Regions from separate parts of the Homo sapiens genome. Here region 2 is linked to region 1. Evidence: chromatin loops called from intact Hi-C (ENCODE). Cell type or tissue: CD4-positive, alpha-beta T cell. All regions are shown on one strand.

What was found. A loop is a pair of places that touch in the nucleus more often than their neighbours do. Peaks named below come from ENCODE experiments on the same cell type or tissue, not always from the same donor. Only the 100,000 strongest peaks of a DNase experiment are listed, where the experiment ranks them.
Region 2: it touches region 1 in a loop (2.8-fold over the local background); 6 of 110 quality-filtered maps call a loop at or near these places.

Annotation. Positions count from the first base shown.
Region 1 is chr6:26,310,865-26,314,864 of GRCh38, reverse strand. TRQ-TTG3-1 (tRNA-Gln (anticodon TTG) 3-1) reads left to right here and starts at 3,598; the gene lies at 3,598-3,669. TRQ-TTG3-2 (tRNA-Gln (anticodon TTG) 3-2) reads left to right here and starts at 3,047; the gene lies at 3,047-3,118. It overlaps TRS-TGA3-1 (tRNA-Ser (anticodon TGA) 3-1), which reads left to right and starts at 2,188; the gene lies at 2,188-2,269. TRX-CAT1-3 (tRNA-iMet (anticodon CAT) 1-3) reads left to right here and starts at 1,670; the gene lies at 1,670-1,741. RefSeq lists silencers at 2,130-2,369, 3,071-3,120, 3,551-3,600 and a cis regulatory region at 3,587-3,806. In CD4-positive, alpha-beta T cell, no CTCF peak of the experiment used is centred here; DNase peaks (open chromatin) are centred at 1,204, 1,674, 2,244, 3,034 and 2 weaker places; H3K4me3 peaks cover 2,756 bases; H3K27ac peaks cover 262 bases.
Region 2 is chr6:27,128,862-27,132,861 of GRCh38, reverse strand. H2BC11 (H2B clustered histone 11) reads left to right here and starts at 67. Exons shown (of 1, transcript NM_021058.4): 1 at 67-546. The coding sequence starts at 112. The coding sequence ends at 492. RefSeq lists enhancers at 1-166, 298-367, 378-447, 788-847. In CD4-positive, alpha-beta T cell, a CTCF peak has its summit at 2,436; DNase peaks (open chromatin) are centred at 861 and 1,261; H3K4me3 peaks cover 1,635 bases; H3K27ac peaks cover 1,531 bases.

The DNA of each region.
Region 1 (4,000 bases):
TGAACTCCTGGCCTCAGAGGATCCTCCTGGCCTCAAGGGATCCTCCTGCCTCGGCCTCCCAAACTGCTGGGATTACAGGTATGAGCCACAGCCCAATTTACTGTCTATATTAACATGACTTTACTATTCCACTATTTTCATCAACATACCTTTACCATTCCCAGAGACCTTTGCCCAGGAAGCTAAAGTTGCAAATAAATTTTATTTATTCTAGGACCCTATTGTTTATTCCAGGAAGTTCTTGAAACACATATTAACTTCTTAATAGAAGGCCATGGCCAGGCGCGGTGGCTCACGCCTGTAATCCCAGCACTTTGGGAGGCCGAGGCGTGTGGATCATCTGAGGTCAGGCCAACATGGTGAAACCCCGTGTCTACTAAAAATACAAAAAATTAGCCAGGCGTGGTGGTGGGCGCCTGTAATTCCAGCTACTCAGGAGGCTAAGGCAGGAGAATTGCTTGAACCCGGGAGGCAGAGGTTGCAGTAAACAGAGATCGCGCCACTGCACTCCAGTCTGGGCGACAGAGCGAGACTCCGTCAAAAAAAAAAAAAAAAAAAGCCATAACTGAGGCTTCCAGTTAACAGCCAAGTGAATGAGCTTAATTTCCTTCCTGAAACTCAAATTTTCTCCCTTCCCTTCCCTCCCCTCTCCTCCCACCTTTGTCACCCAGGCTGGAGTGCATTTGATGGGCCATCTCGGCTCACTGCAACCTTCTCCTCCCGGGTTCAAGTGATTCTTGTGCCTCAGCCTCCCGAGTAGCTGGGATTACAGGCGCGTGCCACCACGCCCGGCTAATTTTTGTATTTTTAGTAGAGACAGGGTGTCACCCTGTTGGCCAGGCTGGTCTCGAACCCCTGACTTCAAGCTATCCACCCGCCTCGGCCTCCCAAAATGCTGGGATTACAGGCTTGAGTGTCTTTTTCACTTTGAAAGTCTCCAAGGGTCACGTATCAGCAGACTTTCTGCTTACTTCTACGTTCAAACGTTCTGAAAAATATTCTTACGTATTTACTTACTTCTATGTTCAAACGTTTACTCAGAATATTTAGACATAATATTTGACTGGATTTTTAAAACATTATAGACAGAGAACATACATTGTCACTTTTTTTAAGGGAGATATGATGATAGATGTAAAAGAAAACAAATCCATGTAACTACGTTTAGCACCGGTGGTTAAGTGGTTGAATTCTCACCTGCCGCGCGGAGTTCTAGGTTCTGTTGCCTCCTCGCTGCAACTGTAATTTTTTTTTTCCTGTGAACATTTTCGATGAAAATCTCAAGTAAAAAATGTTTGGAAGTAATAACGACTCCCTCCGGTATCCAGGAATGGCTGAAATTTGCCCAAGCATTTATAATTTCACCTTTATAAATTATGCCAATTAGCCTGCACTTTGTTTTCCCATAACTCGAAACATGCTTCCGTTTTAGAGAACTTCAACCTCAGCTGATTCGAATTTATCGAGGAAGAATTCTAAACCGCTGGTGTTTGGAAGTGGCGTGCAGCCCCATATGGATGGCCAGTGTGCACTTCTCATTCTCCAGGATAATTTGGCAAACGACAACAAATCATTTAAAATTAGGAAGATGCCGAAAATTGTAGCCTCTAATACATACTTGACAAGAGTAATGTTGAAACAGCAGAGTGGCGGAGCGGACTGTCGAGACAGCAGAGTGGCGCAGCGGAAGCGTGCTGGGCCCATAACCCAGAGGTCGATGGATCGAAACCATCCTCTGCTATATGGCCGCATATATTTTACTTGAAGACTAGGACCCTACAGAAAAGAGGTTTTAAAGTAGGCGTGCTAAACGTCAGCGGACCTGACCCGTGTAAGAATCCACAAGGTATCCTGGTGGAAATGCGCATTTGTAGGCTTCAATATCTGTAATCCTACTAATTAGGTGTGGAGAGCTTTCAGCCAGTTTCGTAGGTTTGGAGACCATTTAGGGGTTGGCGTGTGGCCCCCTCGTAAAGTCTTTCGTACTTCCTACATCAGACAAGTCTTGCAATTTGCAATATCTCTTTTAGCCAATATCTAAATCTTTAAAATTTTGATTTTGTTTTTTAACCAGGATGAGAGACATTCCAGAGTTGTTACCTTGTCAAAATAAACAAATTTAAAGATGTCTGTGAAAAGAAACATATATTCCTCATGGGAATATATCCAGGTTGTTGAAGGAGGTACGTAGTCGTGGCCGAGTGGTTAAGGCGATGGACTTGAAATCCATTGGGGTCTCCCCGCGCAGGTTCGAATCCTGCCGACTACGGCGTGCTTTTTTTACTCTCGGGTAGAGGAAATCCGGTGCACTACCTGTGCAATCACACAGAATAACATGGAGTAGTACTTTTTATTTTCCTGTTATTATCTTTCTCCATAAAAGTGGAACCAGATAATTTTAGTTCTTTTGTGTAACAAGACTTAGAGATTTTTTGAAGTGTTACATTGGAAAGCACTTGAAAACACAAGTAATTTCTGACACTGCTATAAAAATGATGGAAAAACGCTCAAGTTGTTTTGCCTTTCAGTCTTCTTGAAATGCTGTCTCCCTATCTGAAATCCAGCTCACGTCTGACTTCCAAAACCGTGCTTGCCTTTAACTTATGGAATAAATATCTCAAACAGATCCTTTCTGGTTCCCCTCGTGTCATCCTACTTTCAGAGGCCGGAATTGCAGAGGAAACACCAGATAGAGAATCTCCAAAACTGTTGCTAAGATGTTTTAAGAGATGTCTAAGTGTTGATATTTTCTTTTATAAACCCTTACGTAGAAAAAAGTATCGTGACCTAAAATTTCAGCAAATGCGAAGTTCTGATTAATCAAGGAACGCTCCTATTCATAATCTCCGTGGGCAGATCAGAACAAGTTTTTGGAAAGGTGAGTTCTGTTCTTGCTTTCTGCCTGCTGGAGCAGTTTTGTTACTTTCTCGGAATCTGGGACTATGCACCTATTTTGAGAGGCCAAAGTAAACAGCACTCTCAATAGACCAATTCCACGTACTACATTCATGTTATCAAAAATATGTCAGGAGATTACTGTGTTGTTGGCCCCATGGTGTAATGGTTAGCACTCTGGACTTTGAATCCAGCGATCCGAGTTCAAATCTCGGTGGGACCTACCAAACTTTTAGTGCTCTTTCTTTCTCTCAAATTACCATTGTACCCAGAGGAGCGTACACCTGATCACTTAAGCACCTTAACATCCCATCCCAGTCGGCAGCACGATGCTTTCCTGCAGAACAGCATCCTCTAATCTTTCACCTGGAATTTCACATCTGTTCTCTCTTGCCCCTCCTCTCTTGTTGGATGCGAGTTCCTCGGATTTAAATTATCATACGCAAGTTTAAGGATACGTCTTTCACCTACCAGACCTCAGTTCTTTCCTTTTTTGAACAATACTCAAACGGGTTCAAGTTTTTTCAGTTTCTAAGACGGACTTGGTCCAGATAGGTTTGTAGTGCATGTGAGTCTCTTGGAGCTTCTGCTACATGGGATGCAGATAGTATTAATTTAATAAATATTAATAGAATACTGCATCGAATAGACATGCTCTGTAATCAGTATTTTTATAAATTCATGAAATTGGTGGCGGAAGGCGGCCCCATGGTGTAATGGTTAGCACTCTGGACTTTGAATCCAGCGATCCGAGTTCAAATCTCGGTGGGACCTGTCCTGCTTTTTGTGACCCATCCTTCGTTCGTCTCTTAAATCATCAACACACAGCGATCTGTGGATTTACTTTCTCATTCACGGTTTCTTCTTCGGATTAGCAAGTGTCATGTAACTCCTGACTGTCATTTCTAGCTTCTGAGTAGTATCATGTCCTTGTACATTCTTGGTCTTTTCTCTTAGCATCCACACTTCCCTGAGTTCCCAAAGGCAGCCAGGGTGTTATTTGAGTGCTCAGGGTGCTTAATGGTTTATGTGTCAGAGGTCCCTCCCGCGAATGTTTTCTTCTTTGGAAGCCCCTCAAAATGCAAGGATTTACATAAGAATTATA
Region 2 (4,000 bases), 820 kb before region 1:
GACTTCAACTCTTCACCTTATTTGCATAAGCGATTCTATATAAAAGCGCCTTGTCATACCCTGCTCACGCTGTTTTTCCTTTTCGTTGGCGCTTTATAGCTACACAGTGCTATGCCAGAGCCAGCGAAGTCTGCTCCCGCCCCGAAAAAGGGCTCCAAGAAGGCGGTGACTAAGGCGCAGAAGAAAGACGGCAAGAAGCGCAAGCGCAGCCGCAAGGAGAGCTATTCCATCTATGTGTACAAGGTTCTGAAGCAGGTCCACCCTGACACCGGCATTTCGTCCAAGGCCATGGGCATCATGAATTCGTTTGTGAACGACATTTTCGAGCGCATCGCAGGTGAGGCTTCCCGCCTGGCGCATTACAACAAGCGCTCGACCATCACCTCCAGGGAGATCCAGACGGCCGTGCGCCTGCTGCTGCCTGGGGAGTTGGCCAAGCACGCCGTGTCCGAGGGTACTAAGGCCGTCACCAAGTACACCAGCGCTAAGTAAACAGTGAGTTGGTTGCAAACTCTCAACCCTAACGGCTCTTTTAAGAGCCACCCATGTTCTCAAAGAAAGAGCTGGTGCTTGTATTCCTCCTCTGCTGGCCACTGACAAACCCTTGTAACTTGCTACTGTGTTTTTTGGTCTGAAGTAGAGCAGTTATTTAACTAATCCTTAGTGACTTTTTTTTTTTAGATCTGCCATTCTAATCTTAGAGTTAAGTAAGGAGATGGGAAATTTTCTATTATAAGTTCGAAACCAATTAAAATACGTTAGAAACCAATTAAAATACTCGTCGGTCCCCCGTCGGTTAGTGATTTGGAACAGTGCCAAGTTGCAGCGGTTGTCAGTTTGAATTTGCCCGGGCAACGCCCGCCCTTCCTCTGCATCCTGATTGGTTGTTGTATCCAGGAAGTCCACGGTCGGCTTGGGTGCGCCAAAGGAATCCAAACCCCGCCTTTATTTGGCCTTCCTTACAAACTCAGTAAACTGTCAGTTTCTCATTCTTTAGTATTTTATCGCTTTCGGGAAGGAGATTTATTTCTAATTAGTTTTCGTTGGATAGAGCGTTTTTTTTTTTAAAGGGACCCTTTATGGCAACATAATCAGTTTTTTTTTTTTTGAGAAGGAGACTTCCTCTGTCGCCCAGACTGGAGTGCGGTGGCGCGATCTCAGCTCACTGCAGCCTCCGCCTCCCGGGTTCCAGCGATTCTCCTGCTTCACCCTTCCGTGTAGCTGGGATTACAGGCATGCGCCACCATGCCCGGATAATTTTTGTATTTTTAGTAGAGATGGGGTTTCACCATGTTGGCTAGGCTGGTCTCGAACTGACTTCAGGTGATCCACTAGCCTCAGCCTTAAAGTGCTAGGATTACAGGCATGAGCCATCAAGCCCGGCTACAACGGAATTTGAATGCTGTAGTTTTCAGCCTGAGAAAGATCAATGCTTTATTTCTGATTAGAATACTATTTTCCCTTTATGGTATATCTATATAAGCAAAGGCATTAGAAGCCTAAACAGGACAATTCGGGGCGTAATGAAGGCAGAAAGCTTGAGGACATTTATCCCAGACTCTTTTCTGAAACAAGTCAATTTCAATTTTAAAACTCCTTTCGTTAGTATTTTAAATACTGTTTTTGACTTTGCCTAGAAGAAGTGAGGAAAAACAAGTTCCCCCTTATTCAGGTTGTCACAAATGAGAACCAGTCACCCAACAAACGATGTTGCTCTAGGTTGTAACTTCAGTCATGTGTCTCTTAGGTAAAAATCCAAGGTCTATAAAGCATTTGGAAGCTCCCACTATGACTAGGTTTTGGTTTCAAAGGTAGTAATTGTATATAAACTTGAGTTACTATCTAGTTTATTTAAAATGGATCTAAATTTAGCACAGTAATAACATCTAAAACAATTAGTATTTTTGTTAAATCCACTATCAAATACACACGTTTCCCTTGTTGACTCAAGTCCTGTTTTTTTCAAAGCCCAGTTAAATATTGCCTGCTTTATGAAATTTCTTCTGTTTTTTTAGCTTTTTCTCGGACACTTGTCCAGCCTTTGAAAACTGTCTGTAGAGTTTCTAAAATATGTATCTCTCTGAATTGCTATCTGGTTTGTTGTATATATTTCTATGTAGAAAATATACACTCAAGTTCTTTTCCTTCACCATAATCATCCCGTACTAAGGATAACTGAACTGTTATCAATTCTGTGAATAAACAGAACTTAAATTACTTTTATGACATTATTGTTATGTTACATGGGCCTCTGACCCTCTCTATTAATCCAAATAGTCAGATGATAATTTCCAAGCTAAATAACTTGCTTCTTTGTCTTACAGGATATAGAAATCAGAATAAAAAGCAGGGTTTGTAAGAAAAGGAGGATTGCGACTGACTCATGGGTATATTGTCCAGCCACAGGTGAAAATTTGTAAAGGCTAGGTTTTCGAAAACTATACAAAGTTAAGTTGAAAAGAACCCAGCTAATTCTCCTGTTACTCAGAAGACTAAACTGCCTAAGGGGTAATGAAACAAATGATCACCTTATGGGTTATTTTCATCTTGCTGGTGTCCCCTTAATAAGGACAAAGAGTTAATACTTTGCTTGAAAAACTGAATGGGACTGGGCGGGGTGGCTCACGCCTGTAATCCCAGAACTTTGGGAGGCCAAGGCTGGTAGATCACTTGAGGTCAGGAGATCGAGAGCAGCCCCTGCCCCTGGGGGATGGTGAAACCCCGTCCCTACTAAAAATACAAAAATTAGCCTGATGTGCTGGTGGGACCCTGTAATCCCAGCTATTCGGGAGGCTGAGGCAGGAGAATCACTTGACCCCAGGAGGCATAGGTTGCAGTGAGCCGAGATCGTGTCAGTGCATTCCAGCCTGGGCAACAGAGGGGACTCCGTCTCAAAAAAAAAAAAAAAAAAAGAAGAAAAACTGAATGCTGCAAGTTCAACCCATTACTAACCAGTTCCTGAAGAATTGGCTTTTTTCCCTTTTTTTTCCTCTGGCTTTTTCCTTCATTTTAAAAAGGGGGATGTAACAGTGCCTCTTGAGCAAATAGTTTTGGTATACTTAGAACAATGTCCTGTACATAGTAAGCATTCAATATATGTTGGCTAATACTACTGATGCCGGTTGTAACAGTAGTATTAGAAACCGTAACTCAAGTATGTCCATAAATGGCAATAGGGAAAAGAATTGCTGCCACTCAGCACAATTTGGAGTATTGAATGTCATTGTTTACTTTTTCTAGAAGGAGAGTGACCTAAGACACTGATCTAAACTGAATGTACATGGCTAATGGTTTGGATAGACAGATTTTTTTAAGTGGGCAAAAGTGGAGGTTGTGTTGACTGGAAGCTTTGGGGAACAGTGATACGGATGAATTTCCCAGAATGGTCCCAGAGTATGAGAATAATATCCCACGTGAATGCTAACCTAAATTCCCACTCTTCAGAGGAGGCTATCAACAATCAGGTACACATCAACCATATGGCTGTCATGTAGTCTCTTTTCCTATCACCCCACTTATTGCCCAAGTGATTTACTTGTAAACTGTGACCAGGGTGGTAGGCAATGATAGAGGTGATACTTGAGTTCTGTAGTATAGACTTAGCTCACCAAGGCTGACCTCTGGATACTGCTGCTGCTAAGTGTCCCATATGTCAGGGGAAGTATTCTTGTATTCTTGCAAGTATTTTGTCATGGATGAGGCAGAGATTTGTCTTCACTGAGATAAACACTCTAGATTTCGATATGCTTCACTTTCTTACATGCTATTGCTAGCAGGACCATCTGTGAACTTACTGAACGCTTTATACCTCATATCTCAACATTTTTTGGACCCATTTCTATACATTATACAGAAAGGGTAAGGTAATGCATGGGTGACCATGAGACTCGGTAGTCCTAATGTGTACCACATTCCTTATAAGCAGAAGTCTGAATTTTTGGAAGACTCAGTTAAAGTGGCATGTAGTCATTTAGCACCCTCTTGAAGTACTGTTCAATTT